Regions from separate parts of the Homo sapiens genome. Here region 2 is linked to region 1. A link is an interaction called in ENCODE POLR2A ChIA-PET data of the cell type or tissue named here. Cell type or tissue: HepG2. All regions are shown on one strand. Links, peaks and the distances in the headings refer to the core of each region. The heading gives the core; the rest is flanking DNA. Region 1 overlaps UXS1 (UDP-glucuronate decarboxylase 1). Region 2 has its middle 78 kb from the start of UXS1.

Region 1 (2,912 bases), core at 208-2,707:
TTGGGGAGGGCCATGTGTTCTACGCAGTCTACACATTCAAATTATCCTCTCTTCCGGAAACACCTTCACAGATACCCCCGGACATAATGTTCAACCAGATACCTGGGCATCCTGTGGCCTAAGTTGACACATAAAATGAACCATCACAGGGGACAGGTTGTTTGGAGTAAGATGATTCATTCTTCCTATCTGGAAAGAGCTTTATCTTCTTTGTTACCGTCTCCTGCTCTGGTCACCAGACAGAACAGGGTGCTGCTGCTTCTGCTTAGAGGTGTGCGTGATGCCCTCTTCTTGCCATCACAAGCGCCTACCCCTCCTACACTCTCTCTGTCCCGCCCCCCTCCATCATACCAGAACTAGACCATAGAGGAAAAGATCATGCACTTGGTGTTTAGGGAGATTCCGTTTATTCTTCCTACTCGGGGGATGCAGTCACTGTGCCCGTGGGTCCTGTCACTGGGGCAGATTCAGATGGGGTTACCCTCAGGCTCTTCTGCACTTGGTGCCCTATGGGGGTTGGGGGCTGCTGAACGGGCACAAGCGTCGATGATACCTAGTAGGAAAGGAAAGTCTCCCAAAGAGAGGCCTCAGCAAAGTGCTGTTAGAGTTAAAGGCAAAAATGACTCGAGCTAGGGCTTGAGCTATGACTGAGATTGAATGTGGAGGCCTTGCAGGAATGGTAAAGAGTCTTCCAGGAGAGATACAAAAGGCAAAGGGAGACCATTGGTAGGCTGGAAAGAAACCCAAATTGGACTTTGTATTCTGAACCGAGAGGCGCTGTCATTAGCCATCTTGCACTTGAGACAAGATGCCATGAACTTTGCCTGGCTTTTTCCTGGTGAGGCCCTTTCCTCTATGTAACTTGCCCACCTCCCAGACCCTGTGCTAGAGTTCTTTCTCTGATGAAAGTTTTTCGTAACCCCCAGACACTACAGCAGCAGGATAGCTCCCTTGGCTTCACTCCCTGACAGTTGTCTCTGTAGATCCTGCGTGAGTCATTCCATGAAAGTGCTACAGAAATAGTCTTAGTTTCAAAATCTTTAAACTCAGTTGTTTTTGAAATATAACACATTGCATTTGTGATGTGTGTTTGTGACCAAAGTTCAGAGAAAACTATAAACTAGAAAGAACTCAGGTAGGGGGGAATATAAAATGTATAGTTACTCTGGAAAACAGTTTGACGCTTTCTTAAAAAACTAAGTATGCATCTACTGTAAGACTCAGTAATTGTATTCTTGGGCATTTCTCCCAGAGAAATGAAAATTTATGTTCACATGAAAACCTGTGTGAATGTTCATAGCAGCTTTACTTGTAGAGGTCAAAAATGAGAAGCAACCAGAATGTCCTATCATAGGTGAATGATTAACGGCAGTGCATACATATATCCCCGGGAATTCTACACAGCAATAGATTAGGAAGGAACTTTGATACACACTGCAGCTTGGATAGATTTTGAGGGAAATATGCTCCATGAAAAAATTCAGTCCTAAGAGGCCGTGTTCCATTTGTGTATCATCCTTGAAATGACACAATTATAGACATGGAGAATTGGTTAGTGGTTGCCAGGGGTCAGCAGGTGGGAGGGAGCGAGGAGAGGCTGTAGAAGGGCCCTGTGAGGGATCCTGGTGGAGATGGAAATGCTCTATCACTTTTATCAATGGAATGTCCGTTTCAGTGGAAATAGTCACTGATCATATCAATGTCAATGTCCTGATTGTGGCACAATCTAGTTTTGCAAATTTTAGCATTGGGGGAATCTGGGTAAAAGATACATAAGGTCCCTATACTACTTTGTACAATTGAATTTGAATGTACAAATATCTCAAAAAATTTAATCAGGAAGAAAAAGATCTCAGAGTCCTTCATTTTGAAGCTACTACATTGTCTGACACACTGATACCCCTGGCTGCTGCACGCTAGAATCCTACCACCCCACCCAGCCTCACCCAGAAGCGCACATAGGTTGCATGTGCCTGGCTCGTCTCACCCTCCTAGCAGTGCTTCGTGGGCATGTGTTGGCCCCTGCTGTTGGTGGGGGGGCAGAGCTGAGGGGTGTCCAGCACAGCCCCCCTCTAGTGTAGTGGCGATTGGGGGTGGGGTATGTCGCCTGTCTTAAGTACAGGGTTAGTGACGGTCAGGGGGGTTCTTGGATCCTGTAGTGAACCACTGTACACTGGGACTCTGTGAATGAGTTTGGAAGACTTTCCATACTTACTTGACCACCATAGATAATGATGTTCTGGTCAGTTACATGTGAGTGGTCAGTCCAGGAAAGGGGTTCAGAGCAGAATTGAGGAATGTGACAGTTGCTTTGGAAAAGGTGCTGTGTAAGCTGAACCGCATAGGAGGAAGAAGAATGAGTGGAGAGTTACCCAGACAGGGTGGCATGGGCAGTTAGAAGAGCCCAGGAGATGTTCAGGAAGTGGCAAGCTGACCATTGTGGAAGTTAAGGAGAAAAGGGCCTTGCCTTCTGCCAACCAAGGGAAAGTTACCCAGTAAAATATGGGGTAATATTTGGGGGCAGAGGAGTCTTCACGAAACTCCTCAAATCACACTTTATCAAACTAACAGATTCTGCGTTTGGCCCTGCTTATGACAAGTATTCAACAAAATACTGGCCTTCTGAGAATCCATTTATGTTTTTCTTACTGTATTTGTTTTGTTTATTTTGGTGCCAAAGCAGACGCAGTAAGGGTAGATAATTGGATAGATAATTAAATGTCTTTAATACTAAAACATTGCTTAAATTGGCCAGCAAAAAATGTGCCTGCACATGTAAATTCAGTCTCTTTTATCATGTCATTGCTTTCTGTAGGGCTGGCAAAACGAGTCGGTGCCCGTCTGCTCCTGGCCTCCACATCGGAGGTGTATGGAGGTGAGTAGGAGGCTCTCTCAGGAGATGTTCACTCCAG
Region 2 (2,912 bases), core at 230-2,729, 150 kb before region 1:
CACTGTAGCCTGAGTGGCAGAGCTAGACTCCATCTCAAAAAATATATATATAAATAAATAAAAGTGTATAATAAAAAAGAAACCACACCTTTCTTCCAACCCACTAGCTCTCTCATGAATCCCATTGTTTCATGCCATCCCAGTTTGTAGTTCAGTCTTCACGGAGCTCAGCGAGTCTTGCTATGATCTTAGAATAATCTGAGGCGAAAAGGATCAAAATATCAAAATGAGTTTCAGATAAACTAATGATATCACTGAAAAGAGCTAGGCCAGGTGACGAGTACAGAAAGAGACTCCCAGAAGGTGGTGAGGAGGCCTGGGGTGGTATGGCAGCCACTGTTCTCTCCCCTTGCTCTGAGAGCCTAGCTCTGTCCTCCGGGGGATGCCTTTTCTGCCTGGGGACCTGGCTGTGCAAGGATGTGATACCAGGAGCTGGGGGCACAGCCTGAGGAGGCACCGGTGATGGGAAGATGCCTCGGCAGAGATGGGGGAGCCTGGGTCCTCAGTGACACTGTCGCATCCTAGAGGTAAGCAACCCCTGCAACTGCTCCATCTCTGGACTATTTGTTATAGAAGGCAAGGAAATTCTTTTTTTTTTTTTTTTTGTTGAGACAAAGTCTTACTCTGTTGCCTGGGCTGGAGTACAGTGGCGCGATCTCAGCTCACTGCAATCTCTGCTGCCCAGGTTCAAGCAATTCTCCTGCCTCAGCTTCCCAAGTAGCTGGGATTACAGGTGCCTGCCACCGCACCTGGCTAATTTTTGTAGTTTCAGTAGAGATGGGGTTTCACCATCTTGGCCAGGCTGGTCTTGAACTCCTGTCCTCATAATACACCCACCTTGGCCTCCCAAAGTGCTGGGATTACAGGCATGAGCCACCGCACCTGGCTGGAAATTATTGTTTAAACTGTTCACCTGAGGTTTTCCATTTCTCCAAGCGGAAAGCATCGTAAATGAAAACAGCCCATTACTCCAAGGCTGTGGCTCCCAACTTTGACTACAAATGGGATCTATTTGGCTGAGCAAATAAATAGATTAATAAATTAATAAATTAATAAATAAAACAACCACTGATTTCTGGGTTCCACATCCCGAAATTCTAATTGTGGGAAACAGGTGCTCAGTGTCGCACAATCAACACTGAGACAAAGGATCTCTCAGCAAGGCTAGTTTACTTTCTGCAGAAAGCGTGCTGCTCGCTAACAGCCTTACCACGAGAGCACACCTGAACAAAGGAGAGGGGGACACTTATAATCTTTGTAACCTGATGCAATCATCCTATGGCTGTGCCCGTTTGCATTGGCTGGAACAGGACCTCACATTCTAAGCTTGACCCAATTGGCTAACAGCTTGAAACTTTTCTAAATAGGCAAAGGGGAAAGAGGACAAAGAAAAGAGGAAGCTAGTCATGAGAGGGTCAGGAGGGTTTCCAAATAAGGAATGGCATGTACTATGGTCTGGGGCTCACTTAACCCTGCCCAGGCACGCCAGGTCAAGTCAGAGCAGTTGCATTGGAACATATATAGATATGCATAGTGCAAAGAAATGACAAGCTCTTTATGGTTTTAAGAAACTTTGAAGAACTTCTCCATTCCTTACACTGATTTAATTGATGTTTGGTGAATGAAAGGTTGATATTGTGATATAATAAGAAATATGTATTTGGTCTTTGTCCCCATTTCCAGGAACAGAGCTCCTAAAACCCTTAGAATGGAATTTCCTGAGTGATAAAGTTTAGAGGAATATCTTTTATTATTCATAATAAGCCTCTTTCAAACATCTGGAGCTGCTAATGCTAATGAGCTGACTCTTGGAGGATGGGGGCTGGTTGCCCCAGCATCCCGCTGGTGATGAGAGGTTGGGAACTTTCAGCCCTATCCCCTGGTCCTCCAAGGAGGGGAGGAGGATTGGAGACTGACTTAATCACCTGTGGTCAATGATCTAATCAATCGTCCCTATGTAATGAAGCTGCCATAAAAAACCACAAACAAAGGGTGTTTGGGAATTTCCAGGTTGATGACCACATTGAGGTGCTGGGAGGTTGTTGTACCCAGAGAGGGCCTGGAAGCTTTGCAGTGCCCACCCCTCACCCTTGCCGTGTCCATCTCTTCCATTCGGCTGTTCCTCAGTTGTATTCCTTGTAATGAACCACCAATAGTAAGTAAAGTGATTTCTTGAGTTCTATAAGTCATCCTAGCAAATTATGGAACCCAAGGAGAGGGTTGTGATTGACAGTCAGTTGGTTAGGATTGTGGGTAGCTCTTAGGATTGTGACTGGTGTCTGAAGTGAGGGCAGTCTTGTAGGACTGAGCCCTTAGCTTGTGGGGTCTGCACTAACCCCGGATATTTAGTGTCAGAATTGCTTAATGTGAGGGGAAAAATACACATTTGGCATCAGCAGTATTGTGTGAGAGTAAAGAAAAGCAGTTTGTTTTCTTTTCAGAAATGCATTGGGGATTTTTAAAGCTGGCATGGGGTTGAGAGCCTCTGCTGTAACATCGGGATATGTGAGGGAACACAGACGCTGCCTCAGAGCCCCTTCCAGTCAGAGCTGGGCAAGGGTGGCTTTAGGAGAAGGTGGGCAAGGTCCCTCTGTCTGCCAGGGCAGGGCAAGGCCAGCTGTGCAAGTGTGTGGGCAGTTCACAGAAGCCTCTAAGGCTGGAAGGAGCTCAGTTTCTACCTAGGACCAGGGGTACACCTGGCATCTGGATAAAAATGACCACATTTCCTCATACAAAAGTGGTCTCACTTCCTCGTCAACAAGAGGAGCTGGTGTGTGGTGTATGTTATGTGTGTTGCGGGGAGGTAGAAGCGTTGCACTTTGATTTGGAATGGATAGAAGTACAGGTTTCCCAGGATAAGGAGGGAAGGTGGGAAGGCCTGACCACCGGTGAGTCTGTGCCAGCCCTGATCC

The links. ChIA-PET counts read pairs that join two places held together with the same protein. Peaks named below come from ENCODE experiments on the same cell type or tissue, not always from the same donor. Only the 100,000 strongest peaks of a DNase experiment are listed, where the experiment ranks them.
Region 2: POLR2A ChIA-PET joins it to region 1 with 5 read pairs; 3 of 35 experiments call an interaction of 5 or more read pairs at or near these places.

The regions. Positions count from the first base shown.
Region 1 is chr2:106,125,583-106,128,494 of GRCh38, reverse strand. UXS1 (UDP-glucuronate decarboxylase 1) reads left to right here. Exons shown (of 15, transcript NM_001253875.2): 8 at 2,816-2,875. Among named protein-coding and RNA genes, the nearest start is that of ECRG4, 61 kb to the right of the region's middle. In HepG2, for the core only: no CTCF peak of the experiment used is centred there; DNase peaks (open chromatin) are centred at 1,024 and 1,384; H3K4me3 peaks cover 1,312 bases.
Region 2 is chr2:106,270,951-106,273,862 of GRCh38, reverse strand. No RefSeq gene overlaps it. Among named protein-coding and RNA genes, the nearest start is that of UXS1, 78 kb to the right of the region's middle. RefSeq lists a silencer at 1,367-1,426. In HepG2, for the core only: no CTCF peak of the experiment used is centred there; a DNase peak (open chromatin) is centred at 1,272.